Linked DNA regions of Homo sapiens: regions 2, 3 and 4 are each linked to region 1. Evidence: read pairs that join two places in POLR2A ChIA-PET (ENCODE). Cell type or tissue: MCF 10A. All regions are shown on one strand. Each heading gives the region's core, and the rest is flanking DNA. Links, peaks and the distances in the headings are about the cores only. Region 1 overlaps NID1 (nidogen 1). Region 2 overlaps LINC02768 (long intergenic non-protein coding RNA 2768). Region 3 overlaps LINC02768 (long intergenic non-protein coding RNA 2768). Region 4 has its middle 6.7 kb from the start of LGALS8.

What was found. Peaks named below come from ENCODE experiments on the same cell type or tissue, not always from the same donor. Only the 100,000 strongest peaks of a DNase experiment are listed, where the experiment ranks them.
Region 2: POLR2A ChIA-PET joins it to region 1 with 6 read pairs; 2 of 35 experiments call an interaction of 5 or more read pairs at or near these places.
Region 3: POLR2A ChIA-PET joins it to region 1 with 5 read pairs; 5 of 35 experiments call an interaction of 5 or more read pairs at or near these places.
Region 4: POLR2A ChIA-PET joins it to region 1 with 7 read pairs; 2 of 35 experiments call an interaction of 5 or more read pairs at or near these places.

What each region holds. Positions count from the first base shown.
Region 1 is chr1:236,013,694-236,021,362 of GRCh38, forward strand. NID1 (nidogen 1) reads right to left here. Exons shown (of 20, transcript NM_002508.3): 10 at 3,455-3,580. Among named protein-coding and RNA genes, the nearest start is that of LINC02768, 45 kb to the left of the region's middle. In MCF 10A, for the core only: no CTCF peak of the experiment used is centred there; a DNase peak (open chromatin) is centred at 3,308.
Region 2 is chr1:235,928,548-235,936,216 of GRCh38, forward strand. All of the region lies in intron 2 of LINC02768 (long intergenic non-protein coding RNA 2768), which reads right to left. All of the region lies in intron 2 of LOC105373215 (a long non-coding RNA gene), which reads left to right. Among named protein-coding and RNA genes, the nearest start is that of LINC02768, 40 kb to the right of the region's middle. In MCF 10A, for the core only: no CTCF peak of the experiment used is centred there; DNase peaks (open chromatin) are centred at 3,824 and 4,704.
Region 3 is chr1:235,939,519-235,947,187 of GRCh38, forward strand. All of the region lies in intron 2 of LINC02768 (long intergenic non-protein coding RNA 2768), which reads right to left. The region is part of intron 2 of LOC105373215 (a long non-coding RNA gene); the gene reads left to right. Among named protein-coding and RNA genes, the nearest start is that of LINC02768, 29 kb to the right of the region's middle. RefSeq lists a silencer at 7,120-7,189. In MCF 10A, for the core only: no CTCF peak of the experiment used is centred there; DNase peaks (open chromatin) are centred at 3,033 and 4,133.
Region 4 is chr1:236,513,438-236,521,106 of GRCh38, forward strand. It overlaps a transcript of LGALS8 not described here. Among named protein-coding and RNA genes, the nearest start is that of LGALS8, 6.7 kb to the right of the region's middle. RefSeq lists a silencer at 2,864-3,042. In MCF 10A, for the core only: no CTCF peak of the experiment used is centred there; a DNase peak (open chromatin) is centred at 4,024.

The DNA.
Region 1 (7,669 bases), core at 1,094-6,093:
CCCCACTCCTCACTGGGCTGGTACTACTGCTTTCACCGTTTCCTCCCACCTGGGTTCTGCCTCTGATGGGTCTTGGCTGACTGACACCGTGGTTTGTCATTCCACCTGGCTTGACCTCAGTTTCACTCTGGGGGTCTGTCTCAGGCCACTCTCCAAACTAGATCCCCATCACAGGTCCCCAGGACCCAACTTTCCCTTCATCTGGATATGGGGGTGGGACATCTGCAGATGCCACACTTCTGATGGCAACTCTGTTGAGACTGCTTGGAGGAAAGGAGCTGAGACTTCCATGTGGTGTCTTCAGCCTTGGCCCACCCTGTACAGGTGGAACATTCACTACAAATGCCCAAGTCAGTCACCCACTTGCCACCAAGGAAGGACAAATAAATGTTTCTAAGGCAGGGAGACAGCTATGGTTGGAAGACTGTGAGCCTTTGGAGTAGGCAGCCTTGGTATATACCAGGTACCATGGGTCAACCACATGGCCTTAGATAAATTGCCTTATGTTCTTCCCCCCACCCCCTCAACTCTCTCTCTCTCTTTCTCTGTCTGTCTGCACTTAAGGTAGGACAAACTGAAATCAATCTTAAGAAGACTCATGGAGGAAAAACATGAGTCCTCCTTCATCTGGGATAATCCAACTACACAAAGCCTGATGGGAGGGAATGATTTGTGTTCTGACATTGTGAGGATGGGACTCTGTCCTGGCTCTGAGTTCTTTTAGAAAATCAGAAGCAAAATGCAATGGTGCCTTAGGAACCCCAGAGTAACTGAACCAGCTGAAAATCACCCTGTAGACCTCAACCTTTGCCTTCCATCTTGAGGCAACAGCACAAGATGGGGCATTATCAGCTAGCCTCTGTGACACTCACCTCCTCCTCAGCCCTCCTTCCATGAGTTCTATCATCAGGACCCTTAAGAGAATCACAGTCCCATCTACTGGCCTCTCTGTGCTTGGCATACTGGAAGTTAACTGCTACAGCTTTTTGCCTAAGCCTGGGCCCTGTTCTTCCCTCAAGAGAAGAGCTGATGCATGCCATCATGCCCTGCACCAAGATGCCTAGGGGAGGAGAAGTAGGACCTCAAGTTCACCACACTCCATATGCCAGCCCAGTGTCACAGGGCTATGTCCATTCAGAGGGGTATCTACATCTTCACATCAAGCTGACTTATGGGCAAGCTGAGGCCCACCTTTCCTTCACAAAAACATGTTTTGCACATTTCAATTAACTGCAAAAGTTGGTTCCCAGTGGAAAAGAGAGTTATGAGTTTACAGAAAATGCCAAAGATGGAAGTCCACAAACATCCCTTCCCCGATAATGGATACCAATCCTCATGAAAAGAGAATTCCTCCTGGTCAGTCCACAGGCCCTGCCTGAGCCCCCAGCCCCTCACAGTTGGCAGAGCACACCTTGCCCCATTTATTTCTTCACCTTGCCCCATTCTGACCTGCAGGGTAACCTTCCCAGTGCAGGCTTCCGACCTAGAACACTGTTTCAACAAGGAATTCCAAGAGAGATGGAATGACCACTCAATTACTCAGTGACAAGCCAGAGTTATTTCTTTGAATGCGTGTAGGCAGACTTGGTTCTACAGTGAGCCTTCTCTCTGCGCAGTGAGTCTCAAAGGAGCCAATTAAAAGGGGTGAAGATGTTCTCCCTCAAATATGTAGGCCGGGCGTGGTGGCTTACACCTGTAATCCCAGCATTTTGGGAGGCCAAGGCAGGCAAATCACCTGAGGCCAGGAGTTCAAGACCAGCCTGGCCAACATGGTGAAACCCCGTCTCTACTAAAAATACAAAACTTAGCTGGGAGTGGTGGTGCATGCCTGTAATTCCAGCTACTTGGGAGACTGAGGCAGGAGAATCTCTTGAACCCAGGAGGCAGAGGTTGCAGTGAGCCAAGATCGCGCCATTGCACTCCAGCCTGGGTGACAATAGCAAAACCCTGTCTCAAAAAAAAAAAAAAAAAAAAGGGAGGCTAGAGCTCAGGGGAGAGGACAAGAGCCTGCCCACAGCTGGCCTGTGTCCTCCTTGACAGCTCCTGAGGCACCTCCAAGAGCTCCATGGGTCACAGGAAACCAATGATCCGGTCTAATCACTTCATTTTACAGACGAGGAACTGAGCCCCAGAGAGGTTGTCTTCCTCAAAAGTAAATGTCTGAAGCAGACATTTGCCCAGCACCTGTCTTGCATCCCAGCCTGCCCCTTCAGTGAGTGTGGACATCAGGAATGACTGGATCCAGAAACCCAGGTCACCATGCTCCACACAGGTGTCCCAGGATGGATCTCAGTTACTGTGCACATCAGCACCCAAGGGATAAAGTATCCACTGCCCAAGCTTGAGCCGAAGTGTAATGTAAATGGTATGGCCATTAAAATTAAACGTTTGAATCTGCTTAGCCTCAAAAAGCAGAGAAAGAAATCAGGTCAAATACACAGAAACTGATGTTCCCTACTGAGGAAAAAAAAAAAAGAAGTAACTTCAGCAGAGTGAAAATCTCAACTGTGCAGAGGGGACTGGCCTCCCTGAGCTCACAGATGTTTGGGTCACACTCAAAATATGAGAACTGCCTGTTCCCTCCCACCCTCAAGACACCACCTCACCCCACGACCTTGGCAGGCTTACCCAAGCTTTGAGACAGAGCAAAAAGAAAACATTCTAGGGTTTAGCGAACAGTGAGGAAGAGGCAAGAAGATGGTTTGCTGACATGGTACAAGAGGAATCTGTTTTAAATTGGGAAGACATGTTGAGTTCAGATGCGCATTTGACATGGCACCCTCCAGACCTGGGAACAAGAATCTTGAACGACCAGGTCAAAGTGCAGCAGGAGGAAAAAGAGGAAGAATTTAAACAATCTGGCTGTTCGTGGCTGACCCATCCTCATCATCACCCAAATCATCATTCAGCAAGAGCATAATTAACCTAATTAATAGCCGCAACTTACTTCTATAAGGCTAAGAAATTATGCTGCTGCTCGTGGTTGGTAAAATTAAAATCCATAAATAGAATGACCCCAGTTGGAATTTTAGGTGTAACTAAAGTAGAATTCAATCTAAGATAGGTAATGATCCAAAAGTACCTATAAGGTGCTCCCTCAATGTGAACCCCAAGGCTACTAATTACTGGAAGAAACATGTCTAATAGCTTATAGTTATTAAAAGCATAATGAAAATGATTAAAAGAAGTTTATAAGAGGCAAATGTAATGCAAAAGCTGGCAACAGGTGAGGCGATGGTATTACTAGTGTAGGCAATAATGTTGCTTACTCATTACACTTGTGACTCTCCAGATAGTTGGAGGGCAGAGGCTAAGTCTGATTCATCTTTATAAATTGCTCTTCCCAGCACCTTCCAACTTGACCAGACTCATTTTACCTGGGACCAGAACTTTTGCATAAGAGCTAATGCACACCATGTGAATACTGTTTCGAAAAGTTACCTGGAGAACTTACCCACACACGTTCCCTCATCTGAAAACTGGTAGCCCTCCACACACTCGCAGCGGAAGGTTCCTGGGTGATTATTGCAGATTGTGTGGCTCCCACACACTGAGGGTTGTTCTGAACATTCATCAATATCTGCAGCAAAAATTTTTTTTTACTGCAGGCTTTTTTTTAAAGCTCTTCAAACATTACTGACTATAATAAAATAGCATTGTCACCTAAGAATAGATCAATTTTAAAACAAAATTTTCTTTTTTTTTTTCCGAGATGGAGTCTTGCTCTGTCGCCCAGAGCTGGAGTGCAATGGTGCAATCTCGGTTCACTGCAACCTCTGCCTCCAGGGTTCAAGTGATTCTCCTGCCTCAGCCTCCCCAGTAGCTGGGATTACACGTGTGTGCCACCACGCCTGGCCAATTTTTGTATTTTTAGTAGAGATGAGGTTTCAGCATGTTGGCCAGGCTGGTCTCAAACTCCTGACCTCGTGATCCACCCGCCTTGGCCTCCCAAAGTGCTGGGATTACAGGCGTGAGCCACCGCCCCTAGCCTAAAATAAATTTTCTATGTATCAAAAGTAGTGTTAAATACAATTTTTGTCTGTGCATAACTGGAGAGAGTGATCCCCATGCCTTTCTCCTAAGGAAACGTGTGCTTCCCCCACCTCTCCTAGAGTTAATTTCTGAGCCTGGGGCCCCTGAACACGAGTCTTTCCCATTAGATTGCCAAATACATGTTACAAGGACACAGAGACACATCTCTGGACTCTGAATACTGAGAGTCTCTGAATATTAAATATACTTTCAAATCCTAAACTTGAGAGTATATTTAAATATGCTATTATTCGAAAATATTACTTTCTCTGTTACTGTTACAAAGGAAAATTGAACAATTTACAGCTTAATTGTGAATTTTTGAATATTATCTAGGGCTTAATGGACTAAAAGGGAAGTCATTCACTCATGAGATTGTAAATGAACAAAGAGAGTGATGTCCTTTTATATGACAATACTACAGCCACCATCATGGGGTAACGTGGAGCAAACAAACATAGGCTTTGGAGTTGGACATAGCTAGGTTCAAATCCTGCTTCCTTTAGCTATTAACTTGTGTGGTCTTGGGCAAGTTATCCAACTACTCAGCCTCAGTTCTCCCTTTGGTAAATAAGTATACTACTACTCATCTTGAGGGTTCTTCTGCAGATTACGGAAAATGGATGGAGGTCAGAGAAGCACCCAACAATGTTCCAGACACCCAGCTATGATTATACTAACTAGAGATTCATCCAACACCCCAGCCATGGTGATGAATTTGGCTAACTCTGGGAACACGCCCCTCAGATGGCCGCCAGGCTTTGGGGGCCAGGCTGTGGCTACCACTTGTGTAAGGCTGGTGGGCCCAGGCAAGAAACTGAGCTAACCTGTCATTCCCCCTGGTTATGTGGCCACTGATGGGTTGAAATGAACAGTTACACAAGGTCCTTCCCACGTCAACCTCATACTCAGAGTGTAGACAGCTACTTCTGGCATTTCTAAAACCCTGAGATGTGCATGAGGAGGGCCTCCCAAAGTGCTGGGATTACAGGCGTGAGCCACAGCCCCTAGCCTAAAACAAATTTAGACATGTTTTAGACCTAAAACAAATAAGACATGTTTCTCATAATGGCCGAGACCACACAGCTCTTCTCCCCCTCATAAATCTCTTCCCCAGCGCTTTCATATGAATCGTTGACATGTGGGAGTCAAAGCCTCCTATGTCCACCTTCAATGTCCAGTCTAGCCAGGCCTTTATTGGTGAGACAAATGTCCTACTGGCCTATTGGTCAACATTGCACAAGACAAGCATTCTTGATCACATCAGCCTCATAGTTTGTCCTGTACCCAGGCAAATACCCAAACCAAATGCTCTTCAACTTTTAGAGATTATACTGATATGTGCGTGTTCTGTGACGTGTTTAAGACACAAGGTCTCAGGACTGAACCAGGCACTGCCAGAAGGTTCTGGAACAAAGCCCCTCCCAAAGCAGGCTGTTATGCAAGCTGGAGCTGGGGAGGCTGTGGGGGAGGAGTGCACCCAGCACGTTTGGACTTCACAGCTCCATCCATCAGCTGCCGCTGCAACATGGGAGAAAAAAGGGGCTTCCTGTGTCCACTGCCTCTGTGCTGCAACTCTCAGAGGACACTCCCAGCACAGATGTCTGGAAACATTGTACATATTGCAGGGCTCAGTGACTTAGACTGCATTGCCAAAGCACGAGAGCACAGAGCAGCAGTTTTCAATCAAGAAGACAGAGCAAAATCACAGGGGATCTTCTTCAAGCTCTGTTCCTCCCTGGGAACATTTACGCAAGGGGAAGCTGTGTTTTGGAAAAGCTTCTATGTGACCAGGCTCTTCTCTCTAGCCCTACCTGAAAAGCTATTGACAAATAGGACCTCAGGGCTGCTGGGATGATGGAGGGAATGGTTCCCTAGCACAACCTCCACCTCCATGCCGGCTTACACATACACGCCAGACTAGACAACACCCTTTCTTAAGGGACAAGACCCTAGCAATTTCTGAGCTAATAGTCCACGGTCTTTGCAGTTTGGAAATTCTTCCTAATGTATAATTTAAATCTTCTCTTCTAGGACCAGGCACGGTGGCTCAGGCCTGTAACCCCAGCACTCTGGGAGGCTGAGGCAGGCAGATCACCTGAGGTTAGGAGTTCGAGACCAGCCTGACCAACATGGTGAAACCCCATCTCTACTAAAAATACAAAAATTAGCCAGGCAGCATGTGCCTGTAATTCCGGCAATCCGGGAGGCTGAGGCAGGAGAATTGCTTGAACCCAGGGGGTGGAGGTTGCAGTGAGCCGAAATTGCGCCATTGTACTCCTGCCTGGGCGACAGAGCAAGACTCTGCCTTAAAAAAAAAAAAAAAAAAAAAACAAAAACAAACTTCTTTTCTATAAATTGAAGCCAGGTCCTTAACCCTTTCTTCAGTGGTATTGAAAACTGGCAATAACTGTCTCTCATAACATACCACAGTATCTGCTAGAAAATGATTATTCTTATTATTTAACATCTGGTCAACCTCTTCTCTGGAAAGAGATTTCCTTTCACAGGATCACTTTCTAACTCAATAGGAAAATCCTGGATCATTCTTGTCATTGCTGCCTCCTTTTTGACTTTTTTCAGAGTGGCTACTTTTCACATATTTTCAACAACTCTAAGTTTCTCCAATTTTTCCCTTTTATAAAGGCCAGGCTCTTAGAGGAGAAGAGTCTCATTACCAATTTGCTAAATGCCTTCTACATACTCGACGATTACTCAATGAGAGATGAGCCAAAACTATCTCTACGGGCTCTAAATTGAGAAACAGCGGGAGCCATCCTGCCATGGACCAGAGTGAATCACAGAGCTCTGTGAAATCGTCTCCAAATTACTGTGGAGAGTCACTGTGCGACGTCTCACCAAAACCACCCTTGTTTGGGGTGTCATATACCATCATATCAGCGCTGCACACACTGAATCACAAAGGCTCATCCTCATTCTCCTCTAACGCACTTCCCAAGTCCAAATAACACATGAAGTGATCTGCTTAATGCAATTTCCTATTTTAAGCCTCATGTCTCGATACATTAACACTTCAAGGCATGTTCTAGTGACCCAGAACAATAAGTGTCCTGACTGGGAATACACTCGCATTCCACGGAGGTAATAAGTCAGAACAACCACTCACCACAGGACAAAAGCAAGTCTACATGCGACCACCTGTCTTTCTGGACAAGGATATCGGAGGATTTTCTAGGATGGTGCAGATTACATAAAGGATGGCTGGTTGTGCCTTCTGAAGTGAAGCACTCCCACTGTGGCAAGCTCAGGCACCAAGGGCAGAATTAGCCACGAGGTCACAGTTCAACAGCAGCAGACTGGGTTACTTCTGCACCTTATTACTATCCAGGAGGCTTACGAAGTTGAAGCAGAGCTGTGTAATGAGGAGGCATGGATCGGTGAAGGAGCCCCATCCCCGCATGCCAGCCGTCTCACAGCCTGGGAGGGCTCCCGTTCACACACACACACACAGCATCATGCTGCTTTGAACTGGCCAGAGCCAATTCAGCCATTCAAGGCTGTCAGGCTCTTTGCAGGAAATACTGGGAAACTGACGATTGCAGGTGAGTAGGCACTATGTCCCCTCCCTAGCGATACGTTACCAGGAAGGTAAGTCCCAGACTGAATTCTACCACAT
Region 2 (7,669 bases), core at 1,522-6,521, 85 kb before region 1:
GTTGGCTGTGGGTTTGTCATATGTGGCTTTTATTATTTTGAGGTAAGTCCCTTCTGTGCCTAGTTTGATGAGGATTTTTATCATAAAGGGATGCTTAATTTCATCAAATGCATCTATTGAGATAATCATATGGTTTTTGTTTTCAATTCTGTTTATGTGGTGTATCACATTTTTTGACTTGCCTATGTTAAGCCATCCCTACATCCATGGGATGAAACCCACTAGATCATGGTGGATTATCTTTTTTGATGTGCTGTTGGATTTGGTTAGCTAGTATATCATTGAAGATTTTTGCATCTATATTTATCAGTGATATTGGTCTGTAGTTTTGTTTTTTTCTTATGTCCTTTCCTGGTTTTGGTATCAGGGTGATATTGGCTTCATAAAATGAGTTAGGAAGGATTCCTTAAAAAGAGAATAAAAAGCTCAAAGTTGCTAAAGTCCATTATCACATGAGTCTGTACCATAGTTCACAGACATACACATGTCACAGCCAAAATCATGTCTACTCAAGGAGAAGTTGTCACTGGGAATATAACATGATTAGCCTATACAGCTAGTGTTACATTTGACATCGAATGAGAATAAAAAATAAACAATGAATGCATTTTTAAGAGAAATCCTCTACACTGAAAGAGAGGATCTGAAGGGGTTAGCAAACTGTGGCCCATTGGCCAAATTTAGTTCCACACCTGTTTTAGTGTGGCCTTTAAGCTGAGAATGGTTTTTATGTTTTCAATTGTTTGAAAAAAATCAAGGGAAGCATACTATATCATGACACACAAAACTGAAATGAAATTGAAATTTCAGTGCCACTACATACACTTTTGCTGGAACACAGCCATGCCTGTTCATTTAGGGATCGTCTACAGCTGCTTTAGAGCTAGAATGCCAGAGATGAGTAATAGCGGCAGAGACCGTAGGGCCTGCAAAGCCAAATATATTTAATATGTGGCCCTGTAAGGAGAATTTTGCTGACCTCTGCTCTGGAGGATGGAAAGTACTTCCAGATGAAGCTGGACTATCCTAGGGACTCGGGGTCCAGGCTAGGACTTCTTGATAAAGCCACCCTACAGAGAGAGGTTCATCAAAGAGAGAATATAGTCCTGCACCCCAGACGAGCCTGCTCCACTGAACAGCAAGGACAGGAGGCAAACTGCCAGGAGAAGCCAGAGAGAATGAGGGGCTGAGAGCACCTGGGACCATAGCTTCTATGAGTGACAACACCTTTCATTTGCTCTAACCCTCACCCACATTATCCACTTCTGTAGATACTCCTGATAAGTCAATGTTCCAGGTATATCCAAGTCACAAGAGTGGAAGGATGGAAGCATTACTGAGTTAGACCTAGTATGTGCTGGATGTTTAAATGTTAATCTTCCTCACGACTTTCCTATCAGGTAGGCATTATCATCTCCATCTTTCAAGTGATATTAGCTTGCTTTTTTTTTTTTTTTTTTTGAGACGGAGTCTTGCTCTGTCACCCAGGCTGGAGCACAATGGCATAATCTCGGCTCACTGCAACCTCCACCTCCCAGGTTCAAGCCATTCTCCTGTCTCAGCCTCCCGAGTAGCTTGGACTACAGGAGCACGCACGCCACCATGCCCAGCTAATTTTTTTATTTTTATTAGAGATGGGATTTCACCATGTTGGCCAGGATGGTCTCGATCTCTTGACCTCGTGATCCGCCTGCCTTGGCCTCCCAAAGAGCTGGGATTACAGGCGTGAGCCACTATGCCCCACCAGCTTGCATTTTTTTTTTCTGAGTGATTACCATAGTCCCTGGCATTATTCTGTGAGCTTTACATAAATGGAGTCATTTAATCCTCGCAACGATTCTACAGAGGTCATCAGGGCGACATGGGCTACGTAATTTGCCCAAGGTTGCTAAAAAAAGAACACACACACACACACACACACACACACACACACACACACATATATATAGTTGTTGTTGTTTTTTTTTGTTTTTGTTTTTTGTGGGGGGTGTAAACCAATTTCCTTCAAGGCCTGCTATCTGTCATGTGATGTTATACCAGAGTCAGGTTGGAATTTGGTATCTTATTGTTACAAAGAGTCTGTTTTATCAGTCTTAAGAGCGTTAATGGCATGTTAATGCTGGTCAGCTGTGCCTAAACTCCAAAGGGAGGAGGGTAAATGGGGCACGTCCAACCCTCCCTTCCCACATGGCCTGAGCTAGTTTTTCAGGTTTGCTTGGATCCCCTTGACCAAGAGGACAGTCCGTTCAGTCATTTGTTGGGGCGGGTGGGGAGGTGTTTGGATTTTTTTTTTTTTTAGTTTATAAGAGGAATAGTCACTCGGTTACTATTTTTTGCACGACAACGACTAAAAAGACAAACTTCCTCTGATAAATGCGGTTTATCAAGAGAGAGAAATAAACACACACAGAGAATGAACTTCTTTGGCTCCAAACTGGATAAAACATTGGGAGGAATTTTTAAGATTAATATTCTGTGTGTAAATACATGTTCATAATAATGTTTGATTCAGGTGGCAAACACAAGTGCTCATTCTAAAGAAAGGCGTCAACGTCAAACTCAGTTTGAAAAGTTTGCCAGGGACGCAAGACTCAGCACCTCGGGCTCATGCAACTTGTATCTGCCTAAAATGAATTGCAGCTTGTCAGGAGCTACTTGGAAGAACAAAATGATCTAGAAGACCAGATGCGAAAGAGAGCAGAAGAAATCACTCTTGTTTTGTTAAGCTTCAGGGAGTTTGACTTAGCGGGTGAAGAAAGACTGAACCCCAGGTGGCAAGAGAGAGATGGGTCCCTTCGCTCTTCTCCCTGGACAACTGAACTTTCTCACACTCTCTCTAACTCCCACCTGCAGCCTGCAGTGGAGACTAGAGATGCCCCAACGACCTTGCTTTGAAGACTGAGATGAAGAATGAATCGTTAGAGGCACTTTGCAGGTGTGTGAGTGCTACACCGATGCGAACAGGGACACAGTACTAAGCTGGCAAAACGTGTGTGTAAATAGCATCTGGGAGGAAACTGCAGTTTACAATCCTAAAGGGAAGGAAAAAAAAGAAAGAGATCAGAAGCCAATAAGGGGCTGGTGCAGTGGCTCATGCCTGTAATCCCAGCATTTGGTGGATCACCTGAGATTAGGAGTTCCAGACCAGCCTGGCCAACATGGTGAAACCTTGTCTCTACTAAAAATACAAAAATTAGCCGGGCGTGGTGGTGGGTGCCTGTAGTCCCAGCTACTCAGGAGGCAGAGGCAGGAGAATGGCGTGAACCCGGGAGGTGGAGGTTGCAGTGAGCTGAGATCGCACCACTGCACTCCAGCCTGGGCAGCAGAGTGAGACTCTTGTCTAAAACACACACACACACACACACACACATACACACACACAAAACAAGAAACCAATAAGGTGGCATTTAAGAGTGCTTAAGATCTGGTGTTCATTTTAGCTGGCTGCATTGCAAAAAGATGTGAAAGCTTTTATTTTATTTTATGAATACTTATTGAACAGCTACTCTGGGCAGGCCCTACTACCAGTTTCTGGGAGAACAAGATGAATTAGGCATGGTCCCTAATTGCAAGGGGTTCACAATTTAGCATCCTATGCAGATCTCCGTGGGGACAGCCCCAGGGGTTACCCTTGTTTGCTTGTGCTTTTGAGGTAGGCATTCAAGTGTAGACACTTGCAGCTGTGCGCCCTGCTCTTCCTGGGGGCCCGTCCTTCCCTCATTCCCCACCACACCGCAGGTGGGGCAGTTTTGGCTGCTCTGCAATCTCAACCGCAAAGAGTTGCTCCACCCTTTGTCCCGGCAAAACTCTGAATTGTCCTGTAATTATTGCCACACTGCAATCCGGTGCCATCTGATAAGTACAGGTTTCAAAACTGTGCTCACAATTCCTGCCAAAGCCATCCTGCCAACATCAGGCACAGACATTGGCAAACCTACTCGGCCTGGGCTGAGTTGAGCTAAAGGTGCCATGAAAATCTGGAGATGGAAACTCAGCAACCACCTAGAATAAGATCACCTGCAACACACACATGTACACACAATCACACACACACGAGTGAGCACACACCCTTTCTCCCTGGGGTTTTGACTCCGTTCCTTATGTGATTCTATGTCAAATGTGTAGAAAAAAGAAGCTGTCCTGAGCACAGCACATTGAAAAATAAACGCCAGCATTTCAATAGCTTTGCAGAGAAGAGATCCACAGAATAGCGTTGGGTTTCCTCTTGTTCTTGCATGGAAACATGATCAGGTGAGGTTTGTACTAGAGCATTCTGTAACCCCTGATCCTGGGGGCTGATCAGGAAGAGTCAGGTGTGGTGTGTTTAAAAAGTGAAAGCCGGCCAGGTGCGGTGGCTCATGCCTGTAATCCCAGCACTTTGGGAGGCCAAGGCGGGCGGCTCACTTGAGGTCAGGAGTTCGAGACCAGCCTGGTCAACATGGTGAAACCCCATCTCTACTAAAAATTCAAAAATTAGCCAGTGTGATGGTGGGGGCCTGTAATACCAGCTACTTGGGGAGCTGAGGGAGGAGAATCGCTTGAACTTGGGAGACGGAGTTTGCAGTGAGGTGAGATCGCACCACTGCATTCCAGCCTGGGTGACAGAGCCAGACTCCATCTCGAAAAAAGAAAAAAAAAAAAAGTGAAAGCCACAGGTATCCTTTGGCAGAGGTTGCCAGTAGCCTGCCTGTAGTTTGCTTAGGCATGTTCTGAACATGCAGAATGATGTGCTGGGACTAAGTTGAGTTTGGCAGTCATTTCAGGAAAGCAAAAAAGAGAAGAATGTTAATAACTAAGAATTTCCAAGAATGGGCTCTAGTTCCAGCCTTGCAATGGAGGCTTTACATGCGCTGGCCCACAGAATCCTTACAACCACTCTGCGAAGGGCTTACTGTTATGATATTATTAGTCGCATTTCACAGATGGGGAAACAGCTTCAGAGAATAAAGCAACTTGCCCAAAGGTCACATATACAGTAGATAATGGAGCTGAACTGGGAACCAGAGCTGTGTGATCCAGTGAAGGTGGCCACAGGCTGGTAGAGGCTGCCTCACGCCTGCCCACTGCCTCTTGCCACCATGCTTGCCCCTGCTGCCCCCTGGCAGTGGCAGATTTGCAGGCTGTGCTGCCCTGAGACAGCCTCATGGGGCAGAGGGAGAAGCTTGGAGGCTCACTGGCAGACCTAGTCCCAAATGCAGGGAGGAAGGAAAAGTAGATTCATTTCCTCATTCTTGGCAGCAAAATCTCCTTCCTTCCCCATTGTTTCTTGGATCTTTCTTTTTACTTTCACTTAAATAATCCTACACTTCAATTCCTGGCCCCCTATCATCCATGCAGACAAAGCTCCTCTTTTGTTTTATTCATTATTTTTTCCCCGTTCCCCTTTCGAACTTCCATTCTCACTTCCGTTAGGTTTACATGCTAACTTGTTGATATACATGTCCTTAGACATGTGTTTACCTGAACTATGTATAGCAGCATTTTGCATACGTGTTTTTAAGTTTCATAAGTAATATGATGCCATTAATTTTATTCTATGCCCTTCTTTCAATTGACTATGTATTTTTTTTGCCTTTGCCAAAATAAGACTTTATTTTGAAAGTCATTTGAAGGACACTGAGAAAGACAGGAGACCTTAGATTCAATGGATGTAGATTCCAACTTTGGATTCTTGCCTGCCTCACTAATGGTCTCTGTTAGGCTGGAAAGGTGCTTTCTTTGGTCATTCCAATTTTTAGCTTGCTGGAGAAAACATCTTTTCCCAGAAGCCATCTTCTTCTTTTGTGTGTGTGTGTGTGTGTGTGTGTGTGTGTGTGTGTGTGTGTGTGTGTGGAGTAGAGCTTTATTTTCAGGAAACAGTATGTTAGTTGGAAATGGGTATATATATATATATATATATTTTTTTTTTTTAAATCAAGGTAGTTCTAATACATTCAACAGAGTGGGGTGGCTCAGCCAGAGGTGGCGTGAAAAGGTTCTCTATTATTTGCTTAATATCCTGCTACAACCAGAAATCCCCACCCAGGAATATAGTTCTGTACAAAGTTGTTCTGTCTTTGCATCATAAATGCTAATCAATGGTCAATTGACTATATTTTTAAAGTCTATTCATATACTGTTTGTAAATCTAGTTTATGACTTTTTTTTTTTTTTTTTTTGAGACAGGGTCTCACTCTGTCACCCAGGCTGGAGTGCAGTGGTGCCACCATGGCTCACTGCAGCCTAGACTTCCTGGGCTCAACAACCCTCCCTCATTAGCCTCCACCAAGTAGCTGGGACTGCAGGTGTGCACCACCATGCCCAGCTAGTTTTTTTATTTTTTGTAAAGATGGAGTCTCGATATGTTGCCCAGGGCTGGTCTCAAATTCCTGGCCTCAAGTAGTCCTCCCCTTCAGCCTCCCAAACTGCTGGGATTCCAGGCATGAGCCACCGAACCCAGCCTAGTTTATTACGTCTGACTGTGCAAAGTATTCCCTGCCTGCTTGTCTTCCTATACCCCTTCACTTACTGCTCCCTGATGGGTGTCTGTGTGTGTGTGTGGGGGGGGTGTGGGGATGATATTTGTTCATTGTCTGTTAGTACTCACTAAAATATATGTTCTATGTGAACAAGGAGTTTGTTTAATTCACTGAGATCACCACAGCTCTTAGAGTAGGAGCAGTACCAGCCCATGATAGGTTCTTGGTCAATATAGAATAAGTGCCTGAGTATCTGTCCACCACATTCTACGTTATCGCTTTCTCTAACAGGGTGGTCTTTTACCGCCTGCTACATAGACACCATATGGAGGAGGGTGGCGGGCTTGCGAGGTATATGCATATTTAATTCTCTTTTCTCCCTCCCTCCTCCACACCATTTCAGGGTTTTGTTTTGTTTTTTTTCAGTCTGAATTGCCCTTAGGCAGATAGAATATTTATGTCCTTTGAGGCCCGACCCTTGTGAACTATAAACAAAATCCTTGTCCAAAAAACTTTTGCTGAAGCACTTACCCTGAAAAGATATGCAGACCTTAGGTCACGCATTTTTTATTAATTTCAATCTGACATTCAAATGTCAATTTACGGAGTCCCTGCGATTGGTGGGGAAGGGGCATGAGAAGGAGGCCCCGTCCTGAAAGGCAGGGAGGAGTGTAGCAAAATGGGAGGAAGCACAGGAAGGGCGGGAGGGCTCGGGGCTGAGGGCCCGGGCGGCCAAACTCCAGGTGCCCAGCACCGGTGCCATGGAGTGCACAGCTTACCGATCTGTCTAGAAGCTGCTGGGTGCAGGTGTGTGAGGTACAGGATGTTTATAGTGTCAAAGTATCTCCCCACAGATGGAAACGAACATCATGCGCCTCTCAGCAGGATGCGCTGAGGAAGACAGGACTTGTGTAGCCTTCTGTAGAAGTGCATAATCTGAACGGGATCACAAGGAGCAAAATCAGACATGCCCAGATGAGGGGCATCTACACACTCTGCATTCTTCAAAAATGGCTCAGCGCGAAGGACAAAGCAAGGCTGAGGAGCTATTCCAGATTAAAGGAGACTCATGTGACCTGGCAACTGCACGCAACATGTGATTCTGGGTTGGATCCCAGAACAGGGAAGAACAATTCTTTAAAAGGCATTATAATGGAGTCAGTTGGGGAAATTTGAGTTGGATTGTGTATTTAATCATGGTATTGTATTAG
Region 3 (7,669 bases), core at 1,334-6,333, 74 kb before region 1:
CATGGCTTCTCTCCCACAAAGAGCTTACGTTATTCTGTGAGCCATGACACATGTTCAAAACATGTAAGTAACAGTGCAAAACAAGAGTGGTAGAGTGTCAGGAAAAAATGCCATAGGAATCAGCAGAGGGAGAGCTTTCTATGAGGAACCCTGGTGGGGGAGGTTTCACAGGGGAGGTGAGCCTTGGAGGATGTATTTCATTCACACAGGTAGAGGAGGGCAGCCCTTGGAGACACTGTGAGGACAGAGTGTCAGTGCAGAAATGGCAGGTTCTGTGAGGACATAACAGGGTGTCTTGGGTGGAGGTATTTCACACTAGGAAATACTGAGCGTGAAGGCTGAATAGGGGACTTGGAATGTAGCCATTAAAAGAGGATTTTGGCCAGGTGTGGTTGCTCACCCCTGTAATCCCAGCATTTTGAGGGGCTGAGGCTGGAGGATCATGTGAGTCTGGGAGTTCGAGACCAACCTGGGCAACATAGCAAGACCCTATCTCTACAAAAAATTTAAAAAATTAGCCGGGCATGGTGGTGGACACCTGTGGTCCCAGCTATTTGGGAGGCTGAAGTGGAGGATCTCTTGAGTCCAGGAGGTTGAGGCTGCAGTGAGCTGTGATCGTGCCACTGCTCTCAAGACTGGGTGACAGGGTGAGCCTCTATCTCTAAAACAAAAGATAGCTTTAAAAATGTATAAATAATTTAATTTTTTAAAAATGAAGGGGGAATTTAACCTTTATGCAATTATGCTCTACAAGGTGGTTGGGGAGAACAGGGATGAGATGACACTGCCTGGGGAAGGTTAGTGTGGCTGCAAGGTGCTGGGTACATTAGACAGCAAAGAGCTGTGGGTCAGGGAGTGGATGAGCACCCAGAACTTGGTGCTGGCAGAGCGAAGAGATCAACCCGTTGGCTTCCCCACCCTCATTCTCCTCCCAACTGACCTGCAAGTCACAGCACTGCAGTATCATGTCGACACTCACTGCTGGGTACGTAGCTTAGGCTTTCACCACCCCACCACCCAACCCGGTTTCATCATCACGCTTCTGGCCCTTGGTCCCACTTCCCTGCCCTACTTATGGCTACCAGAATTCTCTGGCTATAAAACCAATGGTACCATGTCTTCATGCTACTTTAATACTCAGGCAACTCAATGTCTGTAGGATAAGTCCACACACCTTTGTAGGGTAGACGAGGCCCTTCAATGCCTGGCTGTGCCTACTCATGTTCCCCTCTCACCTTGCACCCTTGGCTCCAGACTGATGACCTCACAGTTCCTCCTAAAAACAATGTGTATGACCCACTGTGCATTTCTGGAGCTGTACCTTTGCAAACAGATTTCCTTCTTTGCAGAAAGTCTTTTCCTATTTGCGTTCCTACCTTTTCTTTGGGACTCACTTCAAACATATCATCTACCATCTATCATCAAACATATCAGCTACCTTCAGGAAGCCTCCCTTCCTTGATGCTCAGATTCCTGGCACTGAGAGCCTGTTGGCTCTTCCACTGTTCCTGTTCTGTCTTCACTTGTTTTTTTATTATTTATTTATTTTTGAGATGGAGTCTCACTCTGTTGCCCAGGCTGGAGTGCAGTGGCGTGATCTCAGCTCACTGCACCCACCACCTCCTGGGTTCAAACAATTCTCCTGCCTCAGCCTCCTGAGTAGCTGGGATTATAGATGCCCGCCACCATACCCAGATCTTTTTTGTATTTTTAATAGAGACGGCGGGGGGTCTCACCATATTGGCCAGGCTGGTCTCGAACTCCTGACCTCAGGTGATCCGCCCACCTCGGCCTCCCAAAGTGCTGGGATTACAGGCATGAGCCACCGTGCCTGGCTCCATTTGTTTAAATATCTGCTTCCTCTGCAAGTGGTGAGCCCAGGACCTGATTCTCATTCTACGTATTCCCAGGGCTTGATGGGACTCATTGTTCATAGGAAGGAGCTTGATAGTTGTTTGATGAATGAATGAGCAAGGGAAAAAGGATAAAGAGGAGCGAAAAAACGAAGCCGGGTTTTGGGGGTATTGGAGCAAATTAAGTGGGGGATACCATGTGGAGATGTGGCCCCATCAAGACCAACCCTGTCCCAAGAATGGCTCAGGTTTGCCTTGCTGGGGTCTTTGCTCCACTGTTACCAAACCCCCCACCCTCTGAATTGAGCTATGGGTTCCAGGAAAGGCACCCCTGTCCTGAGTTGACTGCAGCGATCACAACTGCAGACAATCATGATTCTTTGAATCCCTATTTTGATGTTAAAGCCAAGAAAGAGCATTATAGAAACTCAGGAAGAGAAAATAAATTTAGCCATCATCCCACGACCCCGGTACAATTACTATTATTTTTCCATTTTTCTTCCAGTCTTTTTCCTTATGTCTATAGCTTTAATTATGTTTTTCTGTATGAAATATAAGCAGGAAATGGAAATTTTCTAAAGGACTTCTTTTATTTGCCTCCCACTGTTTTGCATACAATGGACACTTAACACATAACTTTAGGCAGACTGAGGCGTCTCCTGATGAAAAGCTTTTCTCAAAGGCCATGTGGTTGCTGCAATGAGCCTTCTAGAGGAAGCTGGTTATAACCTCTCTCCATCACGTCCAGCCCTCTCTTTCCCGCCTGGCTCACACACTTGCCTTCCTTTAAATAATATTTTTCATTCCTCCAATCAGTCATTTGATCAACAAACATTTAGTGGGCGGGAACTGTCCCTAGGCCCTGGGCTGGGCCCTGTATTTACCGCCCTGTGGTTCATCAGCCCTCAGCCTGGTGCATCCACGCTGGTATCAACCTGATGGCCCCAGAAGCTTCTGAAAACTCATGAGCTTTCCTGATGGTTTATCCCTCAGGCCTTCTCCAACTCAAACTAAGGTCTGCGTGTACCTTGGCCCCTTCTTTTGTGCTTGTTGTACCCAGAAGCAAAATAATTGTCTAGCTGTCCCAAGAACGGCCAACCGTTGAGATTGTGTCAGCGAGTCTTTGTTCAGTTCCTATAAAGGATGGCCTATTAGGTAATACATCCATTCCAGATGGAAAACAGGCCTTTCGAAAGCCCGAAATAACCTATTGCCACATCCCCCTTTGAGCCCACAAATGGTTCTTTCACTATGAAAGAACAAACTAACTAGAGCCTCAAAAATGTCTTTCCTAGCTTTAATAAGTGGGGATTCTGGCCTCGGGGTCATACAAGGATGATCACACATGAGGAAAGCTCAAATGAACAGAGTTATGCCAGAGATGGCTGGCCTGGGCAAAGCTGGCATTGCTCTCGGAGGGAAGCCAAGTTTTTCCAATTGTTATTCTTGTGCCATAGGGCAGATCAGCTGGGGTGGGCCGGTGAACGCTGCACTGTCACATCACGATGCTTGGAGCAAGGGGTTGCTTGAATGGAGGCAAAATGCTGCGTTGACTTAGGAGGAAATCATCTTAAACCCTGAGATCTGAAGAGCTATGTTTAGCTGGGAAGTGATGGAGCTCTTCAGCTTCTTCATAAACTCACAAACCCAGGATGAGGCTAGAAGAAAGTCAGATTTCTTATCTGCCAGAACTCTTGCTGGGAAAGATGTCACCAAGGTATTCCCCAACATTACCAGGCCTTCTGTAAAGCACCTTCTTCATGCTCCCGGGCCCATCACACACATGCACATACACGTACACACGTACACACACATGCACATGTGCACATGTATACATGTGCTGTTATGGGCTGAATCTCATCCCCTTCCCAAATTTATATGCTGAGTCCCTAATCCCTAGTCCTTCAGAATGCAACCTTATTTGGAAATAGATTCTTAAAGAGGTAATTATATCAAAATGAGATCTTGAGGGTGAGTCCTAATCCAGTCTAACCAGTGTCCTTATGCAAAGAGGAGATCAGGACATGAACACGCACAAAGAGAAGGCCTTGTGAGGACACGGAAAAGACAGCCATCTGCAAGCCCAGGAGAGAGGCCTCAGGAAAAACCAACCCTGCCAACACCATGATCTTTTAAAAAAATTATTCGTCTTTTTAGTTGAGATAAAATATACATATATAACTTACCATCCTTACCATTTCAATACCATGATCTTGGCCTTCCAGCCTCCAGACTGTAAACTAATAAATTCCTGTGGTTTAAGCCACGCTGTGTGTGACGCATCGTGATGATACCCAAGCAGACTGACATACACACTCACACAAGCTCACATATTCACACACGTACTAATACACACCCTCACCCAAAAACACTGACACACAGAAGCACTCACACACACAGATGCACTTACACTCGGTTCTCACCCTCCTGTGTCACCCACACAATCCTTATCCCCCCATCCCTGACACACACATGCTCCCTGAGGCCAGACACGTGGACTGTTGTGGCTCAGGACCTCACTGAGGCCAGTTCTCTTCCGGAGCACAGCAATGGTTTGCTGTCTGCTAAGATCATTCCTCTCGCTGGAACCTTGGGTCCGTCCCTGGGGCTCATTGCCTGGAGTGTGGCTTTTTGCATCCTCACATTTCCTGAATGCTGTACTTTGTTTTCCTGTCTCCCAGCTTGGATCTCCTGACCTTGGCCTGGACCTGGATCTGGGAGGCTGACTCTATTGACCATGGGGAAGGAGCTAACAGGATTGAACCTCAGGACCGTCCTCTGCAAAATGAGGAATTTAGGCTAGCACAGTGGTTCTCAAAGTGTGGTCCCCAGACCAGCGACCTCAGCATCGCCCTGGAACTAGTTAGAAATGCACATTCTCTGGTCCCAACCCAGACCTACTGAACCAGTGCCTCTGGGAGTGGATCCCAGAAATCTGTGTTTTAACACACGTGCTATCTAGGAGGTTCTGATGCAGGCCAAAGTTCGAAAACCGCTGAACTGGAAGATCTCTAAAATTCCTCCTAGGAGATAAACCTTTAAGACTTGCTATAAGAATTAAGTGCCATGATTATGGTGCATATTATTTATGAAACTTGTTCAATGTGCCCTGCCCTTCCTATTCATTATCTCTACAACCTCCTTCTAAAATAAGTATCAATTAAAAGTATTTTCCAAATGAGCAAAAGGAGGCCCGGAGAGGTTAAATAATTCATCAGGAGACACGCAGCTGGAGATGAACAGGAGGAGGATTTGAATGGGAAGCCATCTCAGTGTGCTCTCTCTACTACCTCCCATGAGCAAACACAGTGACAAGTGAACTCAATGAATATCATTTTCCGGTGATTCTGTGACCTTTGAGTACCTGCATCCTCCTACCTTAACCAACTTTGCCAGCCTCCTTCACTGCCCTACCTGATCGACAGTAATTTCCAGCTCTCTTCCTTCCCCCATGCTCAGCCCAACACCCAGCCCTGGCTTTCTCACCTTCCTGGGACCCCCTGCGTTCCACGGTAGTGAACAGAGACACACGACAGCCATTCCGTGGATCTACAGTGACTGTTCTCCTGGACACAGAGCCAACGTGGCTACTGAAGGAAAGAGGCCAGTCCTAAGTTCAGGATCTGTGACGGCCTGGAAAATGTACTCTGTCCCCCCACAACCTCCCGCTACAACCTCCCCCTAAAAGAAAAACTTTCTACAGGTGATGTTGAGATTGCCACAGGCTTTGGTCCTCACAGACTGCAAATACCTATGGGAGAAAGAATGCTTCCACAGAGGAGCGCCGAGGGGAAGGAGAGCACCTCACTGGGATGGGATGGGAGTGGGGTGACAGCACCGCCCAGAGGCATACAAGCTGGCCTCTCTCTGGTTTTGTGGAGGCGGCCCTTGCTGGTATCCTAGAGTTGTCTCCCTGGCCTGCTTAGCAACGCACAGCTCCTAGGGGCCATCACCCACTAGGAGGGCAGGGCCTTTTGTCTTTTTTTTTTTTTTTTTTTTTGAGACAGAGTCTCTGTCTATCACCCCAGCTGGAGTGCAGTAGCATGATCTCGACTCACTGCAACCTCCGCCTCCCGGGTTCAAGCGATTCTCCTGCCTGCCTGAGCCTCCTGAGTAGCTGGGATTACAGGAGTACGCCACCAAGCCCGGCTAATTTTTTATTTTTAGTAGAGATGGGGTTTCACCATGTTGGCCAGGCTGGTCTCAAACTCCGGACCTCATGATCCACCCACCTTGGCCTCCCAGAGTGCTGGGATTACAGGTGTGAGCCACTGCACCCGGCCAGATTTTTGTCTTTTTACTGTTGTATCTCCCCACATAGTAAGTGCCTAATCAATTGAGTTGAATAAATGAATTCTTGCCCCATCTACCAGATTCTACCTCAGGGGCAGCTTCACACACACATACATACACACACACACACACATACCTACACACACACACACACACACACACATACATACACACACACATATGCATGTGCACTCAGGCACACACGCATGTGCTCACTCACACATGTACTCATGTTCTGGGGCCGGCACAGAGGCTGGGGGAGAGTAAGGAAGTGGGGAGGGGCATCTTTGGCAGGGGAAGGGTGCTGGTAGGACAAGAGCAAAGCGCAGAGGGACTGAGGGGTGGTGAGAACGGATCTTCTCACAGTTGAGGCCTGTAAAAAAAAAGAAACCACACGGAGGCTGAGGGCAAAGTGCCCTAAATTGGAAGTCTGGCCTAAGATCTGACGATGAATGGTTTTCAAACTCTGGAGGCGGTCTGCTTACGAAAACTCTTGTTTGCACTGAGTATACAGAAAGGGCACTGAGTGGGGCAAAGATGGCCCCACATGCTTGAACTTGCCTGTGAGTCTGGACTCAGACCCAGTTGTAGGGTGGACCTGTGGGCGGGGCTAATTTTGTAGTGTCCAGAAGAGCACCAAGGGAGTTTTTGTGAATTGGACTTCCACCCTAAGCGATACTAGGTTTAGTTCCATTTTCCGTCTGGAGAGAAGTCCTTTGCAGCATTTCGTTTGGCGGAAGAGTTTTGCATAATATTTCACACAGTGTTCCTTGCACAAGCTTTCATTACCCCATGACCAGGCTAGGGACTCCCCGCCTTCTATGACCAGGTGAAGAGTGAGTCTCCTACTCCAAGCTCCCCCTGTTCGCCTGGTTTTGATGCCCTGTTTCAGTGCATCATCTGGTAATTTCGTGACCTGCAATCGGCAGAGTGGGCTCGACTCATCTTCTATTTCTATGCTGCCCACTGTGTCCTTCTGAAAGGGCTGAGCCCTGGGTCTGGTAATTTTGGACTGTCTGCAATTTGGAATGGGTGTGTCACTACTGCCCTCTAGAACCAGGTCTTGGTTATTGATTGCAGCTCCCAGAAAGGAACCCTGCAAACACAACCCTTGGTTAAGGCAGGCAGTCTGTCTTCTCCTTTTCAATAATAACTTCATGTTTGAGGTTAATAAGTGGAGGTTCTTTAAAGGGCACACAATTGAGGCCCCACACTCCGCTAGCTGCTTTCCCGTGAGAACTTCCAACAGGGCTGTGGTTTGCTGTTTATAGAGAAGGGGTGAAGAGCCAGGGCTGGAATGTGCATTATAAATGACAACGTAGGCCAAGCATGGTGGTTCACATCTGCAATCCCAGCACTTAGGGAGGCCGAGGTGGGAGGATTGCTTGAGCCCAGGAGTTTGAGACCAGCCTGGGCAACATGGTGAAACACTGTCTCTACTAAATATACAAAAAATTAGCTGGGGATGGTGACGCATGCCTGTAGTCCCAGCTACCTGGGAGGCTGAGGTGAGAGGGATCACC
Region 4 (7,669 bases), core at 1,747-6,746, 500 kb after region 1:
CCTGCCTGGGGTCTTCAGGTGGGGACCATCAACCTCCATTTGTACTCTTTTCTGAACATTGGTCTGAGACAGAAAGTCCCTGCAATTAAGGCATTAAGCTGGCTCTTTTTCTATTTCTCATTTCATAATTGCCCTTCTCCTGCTTTACCAAAATCTTTCACCCCCCATCATATATATATATCCCCATACATATTCTATATATACATACCCTACATATGCATGCACACACATCATATATATGTATGCATATATGATATATACATATATGCTATGTAAACATATATAGTGTGTATATACATGTGTGTATGTGTATATGTGTGTATATGTGTATATATACACGTGTGTGTGTACATATATACATCATATATGTGTGTCTATATATGTATATATGGGTGTGTCTATATATGTGTATATGTACGCAAATACGTATATGTGATGTATATATATAAGATGTGTGTGTGTATATATATGTGTTTGCATGTGTGTGTGTATATATATATAGTATATACATATTTTTTGAGACAGCATCTCACTCTGTCGCCCAGGCTGAAGTTCGGTGGCTGATGACAGCTCACTGCAGCCTCCCGGCTCAAGTGATTCTTCCACCTCAGCTTCCTGAATGGCTGGGACTAGAGGCGTGTGTCACCACACCCAGTTAGTTATTTTATTTTTCGTAGAGATGGTGGTCTCACTGTATTGCCCAGGCTGGTCTCGAACTCCTGGGCTCAAGCGCTTTTCCACCTCGACTTCCCAAATTGCTGGGATTACAGGTGTGAGCCACTGCACCGGCCCATCCTTTATTTTAATATTATGCAGTGCCCTGAGACATATAAAAAACCCACCTTCCCAAGTAAAGGAAATTCAAGCTGATGCCTGCAGAGCCTTCTTTAACAAAGGCTCTGAAATACCCTCTCTCATTAAAATGATACTTTCCAATAAAATTTTGTTTAACAATGATTTACAAAATGATAAAATTTATTTATTTTGATTGTGTATGGATCATGGTAACAATAAAAAGACTTGTAAAAATAACTAAATTGAAAGAATCTTGAACATTTAGAGCCTTAAGACTGTAGGAATTGAAGACCACAGAATTATTAATTTATATTAATATTTTTGTTGCAGAGACATAATGAATGATCAACGAAAGGCTTTTAAGCGTTAAAAATATATTACACTAGATAAAATTATTTGCGGGAATGGGATGGAAATACATTTTCAAGAGAGAAAGGAGCAATGTAAAATGAAGATGTAAAATCCTTCTGCTGGTTGTCCTTGGGGTTTTCTTTTAAAGAAAAGCTTGGCAGTGTTTTTCTTTTTTTCCATTGGATGATGGTGAATATCAAATCACTTTGGTGCTAATATTTCATTTAATACATTAATTTTAAAATTTTCTGTAGAGGTGGGATCTCACTATGTTGTCCAGGCTGGTTTCAAACTCCTGGCCTCAAGCAATCTCCCTGCCTCAGCCTCCCACAGTGCTGGGATTACAGGTGTGAGCCACTGCATCCGGCCCCATTTAATACATTTAAAAGAGTGGTGTAACAATTTTTATTTAAAATGTCATATTTACAATATTCTAGAATGTATATCTTTTCAACTCATTAAACCTAAACATCCTTGTAAAAAGTGTGAAAAGTTATATAGTTTTTCAAAATTCGATTAGCAGTTACATAAGCATAAATGTTTAAAGTATGTATGGTACAGCCAGGCTTCAGTTCCCTGTCTTAAACACAAAGATCCATATCAATTCCAGATACTGCAATGGTTTGCTGTTTTTCCTGCTTCCCCCATCTCCAAATAAACTAAAGCATCAACATGCCTCACCTCACATAACCCTAAGTTTTCAGCAGTTGGCAGTTACACCTGGAAACCATTTTTCTAAAATAAACAACAACTGTTTGCTTACGGATCAAAATGCAAAGGACCATAACATTTAGCCTCACCTTCCTACTACAGATCGAGTTTAAAAGTGCCATGGTATAGCTAAATTATGAAGAAAGATATGAATATAACTGCAAAAGTGGAAGGAGATTTGGGATAATTCTTGCCCATTTTGTTAGGCCAAATGCATCTTTGTGCAAATTAGAAAAAGGTGGTCTTCATCCCTTCACTCCTATCCTTTTGGGGGTGGAGGGGCAGTGGCTAAAGTACAGACTAGGTTTCAGCTACCACATCCTCCTTCAGTTAGCTGCCCTCGGCGTGACAGAAACATGTGCAAACAGCCCTGTGCCTTTGTCTTATGTTCCAGCCAGCCAAGAAAAATAGTTGTAAAAGAGCAGCTGCTGTTTGGGGTAATGACCTTGGACCCTCCCCAATTTGTTCCAAGCCTGTTTTTGTATTCATTTTTCCCACATTTATGTTCCTGGATGGAAGCTTCCATATCTGCTCTTGGCCCTATTTGAAATTCCCCAGATTTCCTTCCTGGCTCCTGGCCTTTGGTTTTTCATGTGGCTCCTGATCCCACACGCTCCCTGAATTTGGATTCTCCTGTCATTTCAGGTGCGAGGTTTCCCACTACAGCCTCTTGGGCCTCACCTCCAATACCTCTTTCCCATCAGAACAGCCCGGACCTTCCCCTATGGTAGAGCAGAGACAGAATTTAAATGAATTCTCAAGAAGTGCTTGGACTCATATCTAGCAAAATTACATGGCATTTAACCTTTGACACAAAAAATGCAGCTTCTAGGAATCTATCTAAAGATACACTGTGGCAAATATACAAAAAGAAGCATTATTTATCAAGCACTATTTCCTAATAAAATAATTCTTAGGTCAGGCGCAATGGCTCAGGCCTGTAATCCCAGCACCCTGGGAGGCTGAGGAAGGCAGATGGCTTGAGCTCTGGAGTTCAGGACCAGCGTGGGTAACATGACAAAACCCCATCTCTAACAAAAATACAAAAATTAGCCGGGCATGGTGGCATGCACCTGTAGTCCCAGCTACTCGAGAGGCTGAGGTGGGAGGATCGCTTGAGCCTGGGAGGCACAGGTTGCAGTGAGCCAAGATCGCACCACTGCACTCCAGCCTGGGTGACAGAGTGAGACCCTGTCAAAGAAAGAGAGAGAGAGAGAGAAAGGAAAGAAAGGAAGAAAGGAAGAAAGAGAAAGGAAAGAGAAAGAAAGAGAAAAAGAAAGAAAGAAGGAAAGAAAGAAAGAAAAAAGAAAGAAAAAGAAAGAGAAAGGAGAAAAAGAATTCTTACTAATAAATGCAGGAGAAATGATAGAATTGAAATATCACCATTTTCAATTCCTAATGAAATAACGTATCTAGGCAATGACCATCAATAGCTAGATGCTAAAATCATCTGATCAAACACTGATGGGAACTTCGTAACAGATGGATCAGGCTAACAACATCTGAAACCACTAACTGGTTTTGATGTCATAAAAAGAAAAACAACCAGATATTTTCTGTCTCCTGATGAGTTGCAATTGGAGCTACATATCACCTGTAAAGTCTTCTGGCCAAAAAATTAAGCCCAGCCGGACCTTATTAAACCTTTAAATCTAACAATTAGTTTTGAAGCTTTTACAGATTAAATGAAGTCTGAGATTTGCTTCAAAATGAACCAGTGGTGGGGAGGAAGTGGGTGAGGTGTAGGTGAAACAAGATTGGCCACGTCGATAATTGCTGGAGCTGGGCGATGAAAGCACAGGTATTTATCACACCATCTCTCTACTTTTGTGTGTTTTTTTGTTTGTTTTTGGTTTTGGTTTTAAGGAGCAGAGAGTCTAATAGGCAAGAAAGAAAAGAGAAGGCTGAAGGAAGACGCTCCCCCGTACAGAGACAGAGGGAGGGGGCTCCAAAGCCGAAAGAGGAGGTCCTCTTGTGTATGTTTTAAAATACTCCCAGATAAAATATTTTTGGAAGAGTACTTGGTTGGATTCAACAGCTTTTTTTTAATTTAAAAAAATCACCTCAATTTTTTTGCTTGCTCTAACGTGCCATAGAAATTCCTGAGGTTTTACTTGTTGCTTTACAATGAACTGTGTAAACACAAGCTGGAAGAGATCAGCTATGCGCTGGAAGGGTTGGTTAAATATTGAGACTGCCTTGCTGAGGGAAGCCTTTTAATGAATCTCAGTAATTTTGCAAGAGAAAAGATAACAATGAACACTACATTAAACATCATTCTTTTGCACTTTGCTAAATATGTGTATGTAAATTACTGTCTGACTGTTACTGGATATATACAGCATATACATATGCACTTTTTTTACTGTTTTTTTTTTTTTTTTTTTTTTTTTTTTTTTACAGAGCTTGCTCTGTCACCTAGGCTGGAGGGCAGTGGCGCAGTCTCAGCTCACTGCAATCTCCGCCTCCCAGGTTCAAGCGATTCTCCTGTCTCAGCCTCCAAAGTAGCTGGGACTACAGGCGCCTGCCACCGCTCCTGGCTAATTTTTGTATTTTTAGTAGAGACAGGGTTTCACTATGTTGTCCAGGCTGGTCTCGAACTCCTGACCTCGTGATCCATCTGCCTCGGCCTCCCAAAGTGCTGGGATTACAGGCATAAGCCACCGCGCCCGGCCCATGTATACTATTTATACATTTTTAGTATCATTTTGTCTTTACATTTTACATAATTTCAGATACATTTTCCTCATATCAAATAATTCAGCATTTTTTAGTACTAACATCATAGTCTGTAAGCCATTCAAAAAATGTATTTCACAAAATAGGCTATCTCATCCTTTGAGCTATTGAGATGAATTAATTTATACTCCTCCTAAGATCCCTCTCGTCACTAAGATTCTTTTATTTTATGACAAAACCATAGTTCTAGAAGCTTGTTTCTCCCACCTGAAAAGACTGGATTTGGGACATGATCCTGTAGAACTTCGGAGGTAAGCCTGGTGAATCAGATCATAGGGGGTCTGGAGGGTGAAAAAAAAGAGTTTGGTGCTCATGGATGGGGCTAGTATTGGGGTGTAGGGGAGATTAGGTCAAAGCAAGAGGATTCAAAGGAGAAATGAATTCCTTTAGATTGGGGAAGATAATCGGAAGAGGTAGAAGACACCGTCCATGACACTTCCTGGGGAAGCAGATGTATGTATAAGGATGTGAGTATTGTGGTTTTGTAAAGAATGCATTCCTGAAGATGTTGCATAATTTAAAACCTACATATTTTGATTAATTTTCTCATGAGAATAGCAGGGTATGTGTTCTCGGCGCTCACAAATGTATAATCCATTGTGGCAAATTTTTGCTTTCACATATTTTTTTTTATCATTATTGTCACAGGTTCTGTGACGGAGTTCTGGTTTCTAAATTCACAGCATACCAAGGCAGTTCTTTAAAGTTCTTGATACTCTTTTATCATATCTAACTTGTATTCCAAAATTATTGAGTTGGAGCACATTTTCCCAGCACTTAGCACCGCTATTTCATGGATGGTTGGAGAGGGGGTCCAAAAATTTTACAATCATGTTAACAAAAGTGACACAGCAACAAAACAATAAGCAAAATCACTGCCAGAGTATTCCTTAGCTTGAAACAATACGGTTCACATCGATAGAATATGGCATCTATTTCTGTTTAATCAGTTAACCCTGCTAAGTAGCAAGAGCTTACAATTCATGTCTAAAATCATGATTTTTTTACTAGTTTTTTAAAAAATGTGGGCTCTATATATATAATTTAACATTTTGCTTGTAAGACTTAATTTTGCCTGGGTATGGTGGCTCATGCCTGTAATCCTAGCACTTCAGGAGGTTGAGGCAGGAGGACTGCTTGAGCCCAGGAGTTCAAGACCAGCCTGGGCAACACAGTGGGACCCCATCACTACCAAAAAAAAAAAAAAATTAGTCAGGCATGGTGGTGTGCACTTGTAGTCCCAGCTACTTGGGAGGCTGAGGTGGGAGGATCACTTGAGCCCAGGAGGTCACTGCTGCAGTGAGCCATTATTGTACCACAACACTCCAGCCTGGGTAATAGAGTGAGACTCTGTCTCAAAAAAAAAAAAAGACTATTTCTAAATGTGTGGCTATATTATACCATATAAATGTGGCTTCTTGGGCAAGGAAAGAGGACAATATAGATGAAAAAGAAATTGATCCTACCAGAAGTGATCCTTTTATCTGCATAACTCTCAGGCAGTTGTGGCAAATAATTGGCAATATCTATTGTTCTGAAACTGGTTTTCGCAACTTTTATTGGGAACACCATCCCCTCTCCTGCATGATCAGTTTCTCCTCTCCACGGATCATTCACATGAGTAAAGTCAGTAGCGTGCTGGTAAATGTTTAAGATCTTGTTCTTTGGGGGAAAAAGTTCCTAAGTTCTAGCAGTTGCCCTGGATAACTTCAAGGTATCAACATGGAAGTTATGTACAAAAATGGCTGTCACAAGCCAGTATGAGCTAACACCAACATACTACCCAGTGTTCTTCAAACTTCAGCTCACAGCCCATTAGTGGGGCTTGCAAACATTTTAGTGGACTATAAGCAGCATTTTTTTAAAATGAAAAAGTAGATTGTTTTACACATAACAGGAGTATTGTTTTGTACAATTTTTTTTTTTTTTTTTTTTTTTTTTTAGACACAGTTTCACTCTGTTGCCCAGGCTGGAGTACAGTGGTACAATCTCAGCTCACTGCAACCTCGGCCTTCTGGGTTCAAGCGATTCTCATGCCTCAGCCTCCCGAGTAGCTGAAATTACAGGCATGCGCCACAAGGCCCAGCTAATTATTGTATTTTTAGTAGAAACAGGGTTTCACCATATTGGCCAGGCTGGTCTCAAACTCCTGACCTCAAGTGATCCACCTGCCTCGGCTTCCCAAAGTGCTGGGATTACAGGAGTGAGCCAACGTGCCTGGTCAAAATTTTTGTTTTCGTAATTTTAAGTATGTGTGTAGTAAGTCTCAATGGAAATGTAATTCTTATGGCAGGTCACTTGAAAAAAAAGAAGTCTAAAAGTCACCAATGTAGTATCTTCTCTTTAAAAAAAAAAAAAAAACAACAGGAGAAAACCTGAATCTGCCCTTTGCTCCACTCCTTCCTCAGCTATAATGCTGCTTCTCCATTCCTCCTCACAGCAAACCTTTCTGAAATCTTTATAGTCATGGTTTCCACCAGTTCTTCACCTCCCATTTCTCAACACACTTCAGAGTCAGAGTCAGCAATGACATCCATGTTCCTAAGCCCATTGCTTACTTCCGTCCTCCTTGGCCTCTCAGCACACTTGGCACACAGGCTGTTTCTCTTTCTTTGGCATCTGTGACACCACTCTCAGCAAATTCCCCTGGTTGTCCCTTCTCAGTCTCATTTATTGGCGTTGTCTTATCTCCCCAGGGCTGTCCGAGGTGATTTTCTCCCACTACTCTCCTAGGTGGTGCCATCCAATCTCATGATGTCATATCATTCTTCCCTCATGCTTCAGCCATACTGGTTGGTGGCCTTTGTTTCCTGAACACATTTAATGCATTCTCAAGACCCTCAGGGACTTTGCAGCAGCTGCTCGCTAAGGCTGGAATGCTCTTCCCCACCATCTTCATATGGCTGTTTCCTTTCTTTCACTCACCAGCAGCTTAAACTTTGACTCCTCTGAGAGACTTTCCTTGTCACCCAACTAAGGTTGCCACTCAGGTGCTCCCAATTTAATCTTCTCTAAAACACATCACTGTATGTGTCCTCAACTAGAGTATAAGCTTCCTCGAAACAAGAACAAT